Linked DNA regions of Homo sapiens: region 1 is linked to region 2. The links are chromatin contacts, found by Hi-C in ENCODE. All regions are on one chromosome and are shown on one strand. The core of a region is the stretch at or near the end of the contact, and the rest is flanking DNA. Distances in the headings are between cores, read along the strand shown. Region 1 holds the start of KDM1A (lysine demethylase 1A). Region 2 holds the start of OTUD3 (OTU deubiquitinase 3).

Region 1 (5,961 bases), core at 2,703-5,202, 3.1 Mb before region 2:
AATGAAACTGAACCCCTACCTCACACCATATACAAAAATTAACTGAGAAAAGATCATCGACATAAATGCAAGAGCTAAAACTAAAAAACTCTTAGAAGAAAACATAGGAGTAAATCCTCGTGACATTGGATAAGGCAATGGTTTATTAGATATAACACCAGAAGTAAAGGGAGCAAAAGAATAAATTGGATCTCATCAAAATCACAAATTTCCGTAACCAGAATATGTAAAGAACTCTTACTAGAAAATGATGAAGACAACTCAATTTTTAAAAATGAGCCAAGGATTTGAATAGTCATTTCAACAAAAATATAAAAATGGCTAATAAACACATGAAAAGATGCCCAACATCATTAGTCATTAGGGAACTGCATATCAAAACCACAATGAGATACCACTTTACCCCCAATAGGATGGCTACAGTAAAAGACAAACAATATTAAATGTCAAGAAGGATATGGAGGCTCAACAAGGTGGCTCCACCTGTAATCCCAGCACTTTGGGAGGCCGATGTGGGTGGATGGCTTGAGGCCAGGAGTTTAAGACCATCCTGGCCAACATGGTGAAACCCTGTCTCTACTAAAAATACAAAAACTGGCCAGAGGTGGTGGCAGGTGCCTGTAATCCCAGCTACTCGGCTGGCTAAGGCAGGAGAATCGCTTGAACCCAGGAGGAGGAGGCTGTAGTAAGCCGAGATCACATCACTGCACTCCAGCCTGGGTGGTGACAGAGAGAGACTGTCTCAGCAAAAAAAAAAAAAAAAAAAAAAAAGAAGAAGAAGGCCAGGCGCAGTGGCTCATGCCTGTAATCCCAGCACTTTGGGAGGCCGAGGTGGGCAGATCACCTTGAGGTCAGGAGTTTGAAACAGCCTGACCAACATGGAGAAACCCCATCTCTACTAAAAACACAATACAAAGTTAGCCGGGCATGGTGGTGCATGCCTATAATCCCAGCTACTCGGGAGGCTGAGGCAGGAGAATCACTTGAACCTTGGAGGCGGATGTTGCAGTGAGCCGAGGTCATGCCACTGCACTCCAGCCTGGGCAACAAAAGCGAAACCCCATCTCAAAAACAACAACAACAAAAAAAAAAAAACGAAGAAGAACATTGGAGAAACTGGAACCCTCATATATTTACTAATGGGAATGTAAAATGGTGCAGCTGCTATGGGAAACTGTTTGGCTATACCTCAAAAGTAAAACCTAGAATTAACATAAAACCCAGGAATTCCTAGGCCCACACCCAAAGAGAACTGAAAACATATTCACAAAATAAACTGTACATTAATGTTCACAGCAGCATTATGTAAAATAGCCAAGACTTGGAAACAAACCCCAATGTGCGTCAAATGATGAATGGGTAAACCAAATTTGGTATATCCATACAATGGAATATTATTCAGCCATAAAGAGTTATCAAGTACTGAATGAAAGCACTACAACGTGAATGAACCCTGAAAACATGCTAAAGCCAAATACAAAAGGCTACATAAGATTTTATATAAAATGTTCAGAATAGACAAATCCATAGACAAAGAGTAGATTAGTGGTTGCCAGGGACTGGGGGTAGGGAGGACTGGGGAGTGACTGCTAATGATACAGATGTCTTTGGGGATGATGAAAAGGTTCTAAAATCAATTGTGGTGTTGGCTGTACAATCTTGTAAATATGCTAAAAACCACTGAATCATACATTTTAAAATGGTGAATATTATTATACATGCATTATCCCAATAAGCCTGTTTTTTTGTTTGCTTTTAGACAGTTTCGCTCTTGTTGCCCAGGCTGAAGTGCAGTGGCACGATCTGGGCTCACTGCAACCTCTGCCTCCCGGGTTCAAGCAATTCTCCCTAACTCAGCCTCCGGAGTAGCTGGGATTACAGGCGCCCGCCACCACGCCCGGCTAATTTTTTGTATTTTTAGTAGAGACGGGGGTTTCATCATGTTGGCCAGGCTGGTCTCGAACTCCTGACCACAGGTGATCCACCCGCCTTGGCCTCCCAAAGTGCAGGGATTACAGGAGTGAGCCACTGTGCCCAGCCAATAAATCTGTTTTTAAAAACATCTTATACGTGGCTTCTGGCCACCTGTCTATTGAAATCGTAAAATAACACTCTTGACTTCTGCCCTTTATTTCATTTCTGAGGGCTGGTGTCACCAACCTCTGTGCTTTTCTAACCCATGCTTTGGTAAAAGCTCCAGAAAGTCTTGCCTCCAAAACGGTCTTTCATCCAGCACTGGTTATACTTTAGAGAGTTGGCTCAAGTAGGCAGATAAATATGAGAGCTCTCAGACTGGGTAATACTCATCTCAAGAAGCTCCCCATACACACTGACTTGGTATTCCCACTTAAAAATTATGTAGACAATTTTTTCAGGCATAAATTATATAATCTGCAAATTTTTATTTAAATGTTGACTACACGCACATATATATCCAGGTTGTTTTTTCCAACTAGACCGACCATTAAATCTCCAGAAAAGGCCCAAGTCTAAAGTCTGCGCCCTAATACTGCCCCAGTGCCCTGCACACAGTGTCCCATGTGGTCCTTTGTTTCAAGGGCTGATGATACCCTGTAACAACATGAATGTGGGAATTACATTCCACTTCCATCACTTATTTAGCTTTGTGACTTTAGGCAAGTTGCTTAAATTGTGTGCCTCAGTTTACTCATTCCTAAAATAGGGCTAGCAATACCTGCCCGTTGATATTTAACAACAACAAAAAAAAGTAATGTTGGTGACACGCTGAATATAGCATCTAGGACACAGACATTTGAGGCAGTCACTGTCTGTATATACTGTTTGGAGTCAAATCTTTTCTTCCCATATATTTGCATTTTGACTATTATTTGCTCTCTCAATCAGCAGCTTCCTCATCTGCAAAATTCTGCGCCAAAAGATCGCTGAGAGGATTTTAAAAAAGAAAAAAAAAAAGACTAGAACTCCTACCACACAGCAGGGTTTTGCTCAAACAAAAACAAAAGCAAAAACGACCCTTTCTTTTCATCTCCCCGGCTAAGGCGATTTCTTCAGCATCAACCTACAGCCCCCTCGTGCACCCAGCTGAAACGCCATCAATATCGCCCAACAGCTTCCAGACCTATCTGTGAACAAACAAGTGAGGTCTCCAAGAACGCCAACCGTAACCCCACGTCAGGGAGCCATTTTCCAGTCAAGAAAATGAAAAGGTGTGCAAGAAAGACCTAAGGAATAAAATACCCCTCCCAGCAATCATCGATGCCCCTTCCCACGTCGCTCGGGACCCAGCACAAAGACCGCAGTCAACACCGGCAAAGACTTTTCCTTTCTCACCCCACCCGTCCAGCTAGAGGGGACGTGGCGTGCGCAGCGATACAAGGGGAGGTCTGAGTGGTCGCAGGGCCCAAGACCCGGCGGCGGCGGGGGAGGGCGGAGAAGCCTCGGGGAAGCTCGGCACCAGGCGGTGTCGTTTGAGGGAAGGGTCGAGCCTTACCTTCGCCCGCTTGCGCCGGCTGGTCCGACGCCCCTCCGGAGTCTCTGCTATTCCAGTTTCCATGGGGGTCGCAGACCCAGGCACGACAGTAGGGCCGGCCTGAGGCCCTGCGGACCCCGGCGGTTCCGCCAGGCCCCCGGGGGGCGAGGCCCGCGGAGGCTCTTTCTTGCGGGGTGTGCGCTCCCCCACCGCCCCCGGCCCGACCTCGGCTGGGCCCGACAGGCCCGCGGGCTGCGCGGCCACCTCAGACCCGTTCTCGGAGCCGCCTGCTGTCCCAGGGCCAGCCTCCGTCCCGGTTGCTGCCGCTGCAGCCGCCGCCGCCGCGGCTGCCGCCTTCTTCCCAGATAACATCTCGGGCCGCCGGGCCGCCGACGGCCGTAGGGGCCGCTCGCTCTGTCGCTCCGTGGGTCCGAAAAGCCTTGCCTCGCCTCGCTTCACGCTGCCCGCGCGCCGCCAACCGCCGTCGCGTACGCACGCGCCAAGCGCGCTCCCGCCGCGCCGGGACAAAAAGGGTCGGAGACACCCACGAGCCCCGCCCCTCCCCCGCAGCCATAGAGCGGCGTTCTCGCGGCTAGAGTGGCACCGCAGCAAAGAACGTGTAGCTTGCCTAGAGCGTCTCCCCGGCGTTTGGAGTGGGACCTGGCACAGTCCGTGGTCTTAGGGCTTCTGGGCCAGACTAAACCTCCGAAGGTGACCATTTCCTCCAGGGACTTTCGGGTTTGCATGCGTGCGTTCGTTCATTCACTCACCCAATTATTCGTTAATTCAACCAGTATTTATTAATGCTTGCCTACTACGTAACAAGGGTTACATTATGAAGTTCTAGCTTTCAAAGAACTTACAGTCTAATGGGGGAAAACACTGAAATATGTTGGTAGAGCGTCTTACTTATTCATAATTGCCCTGCTTGGACTGGGCAAAAAACTTGGAGAGCACAGCAGTTTCGATGGTAGTAAAATGGAGACAAGTTACGAAATCCAGGTTTGAGTCCAGACGGAATTGCTCTTGTCTCCAAGCCTTTGTTCATGCTTTTCCTTCTGGCTGGACCCCAACCTCATTCGCACTCCATGTCTTGCGCTTCTCCCATCCCCCATGTCCCCCATCCCCCATGTCCCCCATCCTTCATGTCCCCCATCCCCATCCACATAACACCTCTTTCTACTCCAGGTTAATTCTTTCTAATAATGATAGTAGCGGTTTATTCTTTTAATTTTTCGAGGAATCCCTTGCTAACCCAAAACTGGAACAGGTCGTGTACTTTTAGCATGCGTGTACTTATTACACAAACAATTGTCTTTTTAATAGTCTGTCTCTTCGAAGTGAAATTGTCAAAAAATTATTCCATTTACATGAAGTTCAAGAACTGGTAAAACTAATCTCCAGTAATAGGCTCCAATCAGCCCTTGCCTGAGATGGGGGTCGGGGGTTGACTGCAAAAGAACAAGAAAGAACTTGCTGGGGGTGATGGAAATGTTTTATATCTTGATTAGGGTGATGGTTACATAGGTGTATATATTTGTCAAAACTCTATGAACTATCCATGTAAAACAGGTATGTTTTATGTAACTGTAGTACTTCAGTAAAGTTGTTTTTTGTAAAAAACTAAGCAAACAGACAAAAAGGCAATCAAATGTAGAAAGGAAAAAAAGTAAAAGCTATGCAAGAAAGAAAATGTATCCGAGTGGCGTGGCACGCACTTGTAGTACCAGCTGCTCGAGAGACTGAGGTGGGAGAATCACTTGAGCCTAGGAGTTCATTCAAGTCCAGCCTGAGCAACATAGTGAAACTGCGTTTCTAAAAAAAAAGAGAAAAGAAAAAGAAAGAAAATATAATCATAGTACAACATATGGCTCAGCTGTGAACTGTATTAACATGACCATAAAAACGTAAGCAGTGAATATTGTTTTATTTATTTTTTCTGTTCTTTTGTTTGTTTGTTTCTTCTTTTTTTTTTTGAGACAGAGTCTTGCTCTGTTGCCCAGGCTGGAGTGCAGGGGTGCAATCTTGACTCAATGCAACCTCTGCCTCCCAAGTTCAAGCGATTCTCCTGCCTCAGCCTCCCCAGTAGCTGGGATTACAGGCGTGTGCCACCATGCCTGGCTAATTTTTGTATTTTTAGTAGAAACAGGGTTTCGCCATGTTGGCTAGGCTTGTCTCCAACTCCTGACCTCAAGTGATCCTCCCACCTCGGCCTCCCAAAGTGCAGGGATTACAGGTGTGAGCCACCGCGCCCCGCCGAGCAGTGAATATTGTTTTAACCAAAGTGATAGAATTACATTAAGAGAATGGAGAAAAAAGAAAGTTTGTGGGGAGAAAGATGAGAAGGTTTTAAGGATTTAGGGAAGTAGGGAGGTTGTTGGGGGAGGTGCTGCTTGGGAGCTAAATTATTTTTCACCATAAAAATATAATACATAATGTTGGCCAGGCGCGGTGGCTCATGCCTGTAATCCCAGCACTTTGGGAGGCCGAGGCGGGCAGATCACGAGGTC
Region 2 (6,000 bases), core at 2,154-4,653:
TATTTCACCTGAGTCCTTAATAAACATTAATAAAAGAATCCGTTGTCCAGGCGCGGTGGCTCACACCTGTAATTCCACCACTTTGGGAGGCCAAGGCGGATGGATCATGAGGTCAGGAGTTCGAGACCAGCCTGGCCAACATGGTGAAACCCCATCTCTACTAAAAATACAAACAAATTAGCTGGCTGTGGTAGCAGGTGCCTGTAATCCCAGCTACTCAGGAGGCTGAGGCAAGAGAATTGTTTGAACCCAGGAGGCAGAGATTGCAGTGAGCCAAGATTGTGCCACTGCACTCCAGCCTGGGTGGCAGAGTAAGACTCCGTCTGAGGGGGGTAGAAGAATCTGTTGACACCTGCCAACCCATCACATACACAGGAAACACCATCCCCTGCAGTGATAAAGTCTGTCATCACCACATTCGAAAGGACTAGGATACTGACGAGGGCTGAACCACAGTCCAGCTAATGGAACTCATGTGAAGAACTTGTGAACAGAAGGTGGTTAGCTCCATGAAGCCCACACAAGAGGAAATACGATCATTTTATCTAACACTGTCCGAATAACAGGAACCTTGGAAGAGAGACATGAGCACTCCAGTCAAGCTGGTTTCTGGAGCCTAGCTTCACTGCCCGTTACTTCTACCCTTGTGCCCTACACTACCCGTCACCCTAAACAACCTGTAGATCTCCCAAAAACATCGTGTCCTTGTGCCTCTATATATACTCCTTCTCAGATGGGACCGTTCTCTTGGTGTACTCCTATTGGTCCTTCATGACCCAATCAGAGCATGACACCCTCTGAGAGGCATCTAGCAGTGTATCCAATGAGTATTTACCGAATGAACGAGAAGGACTTCCTGGCCAATTCATAGAGTAGTAGCCTTTTCCTTCTCAATAGTACCATTATAATCAGTCACTGTTACTAAAAATATATCAAACTATATTTTAATTATTTGTATCATCTGTTCTCAAAGTGTGACTCAAGGGACCGGAGATGTGGGAAGGTCTCTGATATGCTTTCAGGGTATCCGTGAGTTCAAAACTAAGATGTAATGTACCTTTTTCATTCTCATTCTCTCACAAGTGCAGTGGAGTTTTCCAGAGGCTACCTGATGCATGAAGTCATCACTCTGATAGCTAATGGAATGTGTGTGTATTCTTGTGTTTTAACTTTGTTTTACTTTCTAATACAGTAAATACTCATAGCTATAACCCATATAAAGTTCTTTCGGTTTCTCAGTAATTTTTAAGAATGCCAAGAGATCTTAAGACCAAAAAAGCTGAGACCCACTGTTACGTGTTTCTACCTTAGGCTATGAAGTCCTTAAGTATCTTAGTCATCAACATATTCCCAGCACCCTACTTAAGGTGTGCTGAATTAACTTGAAAAGTATGCTGTGTGTGTATGGGGGTGTGGGGATAGGGAGCAGAAGTAGTACCCCCAAAGTTTCCCATAACCTTATGAAAGCCCCCTCAAGAGTTTACAACTCCCTGTGCTAATTCCTCCTCATAAGTAACCTTCTATTGAGTACTTCAGTTTCCTGGGCACCCTGACATTGAGAATACCATACCCAGTATAGCAGACACAAGCAATCCAATCATTTGCAAGGAAAAGCCCCAATGTCCCACGCCAATTCCACTGTATTCAATTGGTATTTCTGTTTCTATAAGGGTGTCTTGGGCTTATGCTTAGGCTAGCTGACCTCCCTCTATTATTTTTATATTTCATTCAGCAAAAACGTACTGACTGCCTTCCATGTACCAAGCACTTTGCCAGATGATGGTGAATAAATGTAATCAAGTTCCAACTGCATCTTAAGCAAAAACAGCAACGCAGCAAAGTGTGGTGAACTCTTTGTGAGCAAAAAGAAATCCAATCTGCCTGAAGCAATGAGCATAAACAGGAACGGTGGGAAAGGGAAATTAGGACCAGTTCACAGTCTTAATCAATAAGCTGCAATGTAATGTGAAAATTTTTAAAACACCTTATTCTGCAGTTAATATCTAAGGCAATTCCTGGCCGGGGGTGGTAGCTCATGCCTGTAATCTAGGCACTTTGGGAGGCCGAGGCAGGAGGATCGCTTGAAGCCAGGAGTTCGAGACCAGCCTGGGCAACACAGCAAAATCACCGTCTCTACAAAATAACAATAATAATGAACTAAGGCAATTCCTTATGGTCTTTAATTTCATTTTAGTCTTCCCTCTGCAGGATCTGAGCACTCAAATACGGGGAGGAAAAAAACAAAAGCCAGGCTGTTATTAACACTCTCTCTTCCAAAGTGACACAGCTGACAACCAGACCCCTTTTTACCTGCCCCTGCAATGGGGATCCTAACTGTTCTCCCCTCTTCCTGACCCTTTTCCTTCTTCCATCCATGTTCCTGGAGCCATATCCCCTTTCTTGAAGCTAATTTTCTTCCTCCTCCCCACTCTCCCCCTCCGCGTTCCCTAAAGAAAGCTGGACCTGGATCCAGTCTAAGTCCCAAGAAAGCTTGGGGAAGCACCTTTGCTTACAGAGAAACTGAGGCCCATGGAAGGAAGAATTAGAGAAGCTGCCTTCAGCTCAGTAAACAGGCGACCTAATTTCACAAATGTAAATGGGGGCACCACCCAAAAACCAAGGACTCAAAGGAGGCAAAGCGTTCTACCAAGTGGGGCTTACTCAAACTCCTTCAACTGGTCTTATCGTCATGATAACTGTTTTTCCAATGCCTGGCTCCATCTCATTCCTTCAGAACTCAGCTTAAATGTCACCTTTGAGAGAGCCCTTCCTGGCCACAATCCAGTGGCCCTGCTCCCATATACGGTCTCAGCACCCACTTTCTATTTCGCTCGCGGCGTCTGCCATGATTAGGACCCTTTGGGATCCCCGCGAGCGTCTCGGGGCGAGGGGCTTGTCCGCCTCACTCGCAGCTGGACGCCCTGCACTCGGAGCGTGGCTGGCTCGCGGGAGGCGCCCGGGCCGCCCGAATGAATGGATGGATGGACGCGAGCGGGCAACGGTCGCCAGGCCGAGCCCGGCGCGTCCCCCGGCGCCGCCTCCCTCGCTCCCGGCCCGCCTCACCCGTCCCCCGGCACCTCCCGCAGCTTCAGCCCCAGGGCCTGCAGCTGGTTGGCGAAGCTGACGAACTCCTCCTCGCAGCCGCCGCCGCCGCCAGACTCCGGCCGATTCCGCCGCTCCTTGGCCAGGGCCCGGCGCGCCGCCCGCTCGTCCCGCTTGCGCTCGGCCTCGGCTTTCCGGCTGCCGCTGCCCGGCCGGCTCTTCGCCGCCTGCTTTCGGGACATGGCCTTAGCCTGCAGTCCCCAGCGGCAGGAGGGAAAGGCGCAGGACCCCCCAGCGTCCGCCTCAAGCGTTGGGAAGGTAAAACAGCGCGGGCAACGGAGCCCGGCGACGACTACGCAGCAACCGCGCCTGCGCCGGCGCCCAGCACCCCGGTCACATGATGGAATCCCCGCCTCTTTTGCGGGGCTCGGCGAGCAGACGCCATAGAGAGCTGGAGGGGCACCCATCTTGGTTTGTTCTATTCCGCCCTCTAGTGGTGGATGGTACTCAACGTGAGTGGCAGGAGCGACCGGAGAGGGACCAGAGAGAACAAAGCAGGAACAAGTCAAGCAGAGAAATTAAAGATGATAGAAGAGTGGAACACAGAGCAGCGGCAAAAGTTAGGACCGGAGATGAATAAAAACGATTTAAACTCTTGCTGCGAGCCTACTACAGTTGGATAGGCACTTTCACACGGCTCATTCTTGTTTAATTATCCCCAAATTACAGGAAACTGAATCTGAGTGGTTAAATAATTTCAAGATCACACAGCTAAAAGGCAGAGCTTTGCCCTGGCTCCAAAGCCCGCATACTTGTTTATTTAATCCTGCCCTTCATCTCTCCGCCTTCCTTCGTAACTCAAGGGAGAGGTCGCCCTTCTGTCCAAGACCACTGGAAATCCTAATTCCATCCTAGAGCGACCCACCTAGGTTTGCCTGGACTAGAGGTTTTCTTGGGATGCAGGACTTTCCGTTTTAAAACTGAGACAGACCAGGCTGGGCGTGATGGCTCACACCTGTAATCCCAGCACTTTGGGAGGCCGAGGCGGGCTGACCACAAAGTCAGGAGATGGAGACCATCCTGGCTAACACTGTGAAACCCCGTCTCTACTAAAAATACAAAAATTAGCCGGGCGTGGTGGCGGGCGCCTGTAGTCCCAGCTACTCGGGAGGCTGAGGCAGGAGAATGGCATGAACCCGGGAAGCGGAGCTTGCAGTGAGCCGAGATTGCACCACTGCACTCCAGCCTGGGGGACAGAGCGAGACTCCATCTCAAAAAACAAACAAACAAAAAAACAAAAACAAAAACTGAGGCCAGGTGCAGTGGCCCACGCCTGTAATCCCAACACTTTGGGAAGCCGAGGCCAGGGGATCGCCTGAGGTCAGGAGTTCGAGACCAGCCTGGCCAGCTGGCCAAGATGGTGAAACCCCATCTATATTGCGTGAGGCTGAGGTTTGGAGTACAAATGAATCTGTCACCCAGGTAGTGAGCAAAGTACACAATACACAATAGGTAGTTTTTCAACCCTTTCCCCCAACTGCCTCCCGACTCTTGTATTCCCCAGAGTCTATTGTTCCCATCTTTGTGTCCATGTGTATCCAATGTTTAGCTCCCACTTATAAGAACGTGCAGTATTTGGTTTTCTGTTTCTGCCTTAGTTCACTTAGGATAATGGTTTCCAGCTGTATCCATGTTGCTGTTCTCCCCTCTTCCTGGACATGATTTTGTTCTTTTTTATGGCTGCATAGTATTCCATGGTGTATATATACCACATTTTCTTTATCTAATCCACTGTTGATGCGTACCTGGGTTGATTCTATGTCTTTGCTATTGTGAATAGTGCTGCAGTGAACATACGGGTGCATCTGTCTTTTTGATAGAACGATATATATTCCTTTGAGTATAGACCCAGTAATGAGATTGCTGGGTCGAGTGGTAGTTCAATTTTTAGTTCTTTGAGAAATCTCCAAACTGCTCTCCACAGTGGCTGAACTAATTTACATTCCCACCAACAGTGTAAAAATGTTCCCCTTTTCCCCACAGCCTCAGCAACATCTGCTATTTTTTCTTTTTAACAAAAGCCATTCTAACTGGCATGAGATGGTATTTCATCGTGATTTTGATTTGCATTTTTCTGATGACAATAAGAATGCAAAAGAGAGTTGTAAAGATTAAATAAAAATGTAAAGCCCCAGGCATGAAGTAAGTACCTATTTAATGAAGTTGTTTGAATCAGTTCTCTGGAAATCTCATGAGCTCAGGGGCAAAGACTTTCAAACTTTAGAAACCAGGGAAGAAAGGTTTCTCACCAGCAAATAAGTAAATACAGACTGCTAACATATTGATAGAAAAGCGAACACTTGCCCGTCTTGTAAAAATCTTTTTGGCTGGGCGTGTGGCTCACGCTTGTAATCCCAACACTTTGGGAGGTGGAGGCGGGCGGATCACCTGAGGTGAGGAGTTCGAGGCCAGCCTGTAATCCCAGCTACTGGGGAGGCTGAGGCAGGAGAATCGCTTGAACCCGGGAGGCAAAGGTTGCAGTGAGCCGAGATTGCGCCATTGCACTCCAGTCTGGGCAACAAGAGTGAAACTCCTTCTCAAAACAAAAACAAAAACACAAACAAAAAATCTTTTCTGGCATAAGCCCTTAGCCTTTAGCCCACACACAGATTTTGAATGGGCGAATTTCTCTTCTCAGCGGAGACCTGTGTTAGACAGTGTCTCTAAGTGCAAATCAATGCTGCCTATAAATTATATTTAAAGGCCAAAGGGAAGGAGTATAGTACTTGTAAATAAAATGAATGCTCTGCCCACTTCGCTAGAGTTAATTAAAAGAATCATTGACCCGCACAGTGGCTCATGCCTGTAATCCCAGGACTTTGGGAGGCCAAAGTGGGGGTATTGCTTGAGCCCAGGAGTTCAAGATCTGCCTGGGCAACAAAGTGAGATTCCCCATCT

Evidence for each region. A loop is a pair of places that touch in the nucleus more often than their neighbours do. Pooled maps may share reads with other maps.
Region 1: a loop to region 2 is called in a map of CD8-positive, alpha-beta T cell, with 6 times the contacts of the local background. The contact joins the promoter of KDM1A here to the promoter of OTUD3 in region 2. A Hi-C loop is called at or near these places in 2 of 168 maps with a recorded cell type or tissue (CD8-positive, alpha-beta T cell and naive thymus-derived CD4-positive, alpha-beta T cell) and 7 of 50 pooled maps.

Annotation. Positions count from the first base shown.
Region 1 is chr1:23,017,459-23,023,419 of GRCh38, reverse strand. It overlaps KDM1A (lysine demethylase 1A), which reads right to left and starts at 3,952. Exons shown (of 21, transcript NM_001009999.3): 1 at 3,473-3,952. The coding sequence starts at 3,823. RefSeq lists enhancers at 2,775-3,460, 3,461-4,148 and a silencer at 3,636-3,705.
Region 2 is chr1:19,879,798-19,885,797 of GRCh38, reverse strand. It overlaps OTUD3 (OTU deubiquitinase 3), which reads right to left and starts at 3,403. Exons shown (of 8, transcript NM_015207.2): 1 at 3,064-3,403. The coding sequence starts at 3,284. All of the region lies in intron 1 of LOC105376823 (a long non-coding RNA gene), which reads left to right. RefSeq lists a silencer at 2,860-3,199 and an enhancer at 3,570-3,619.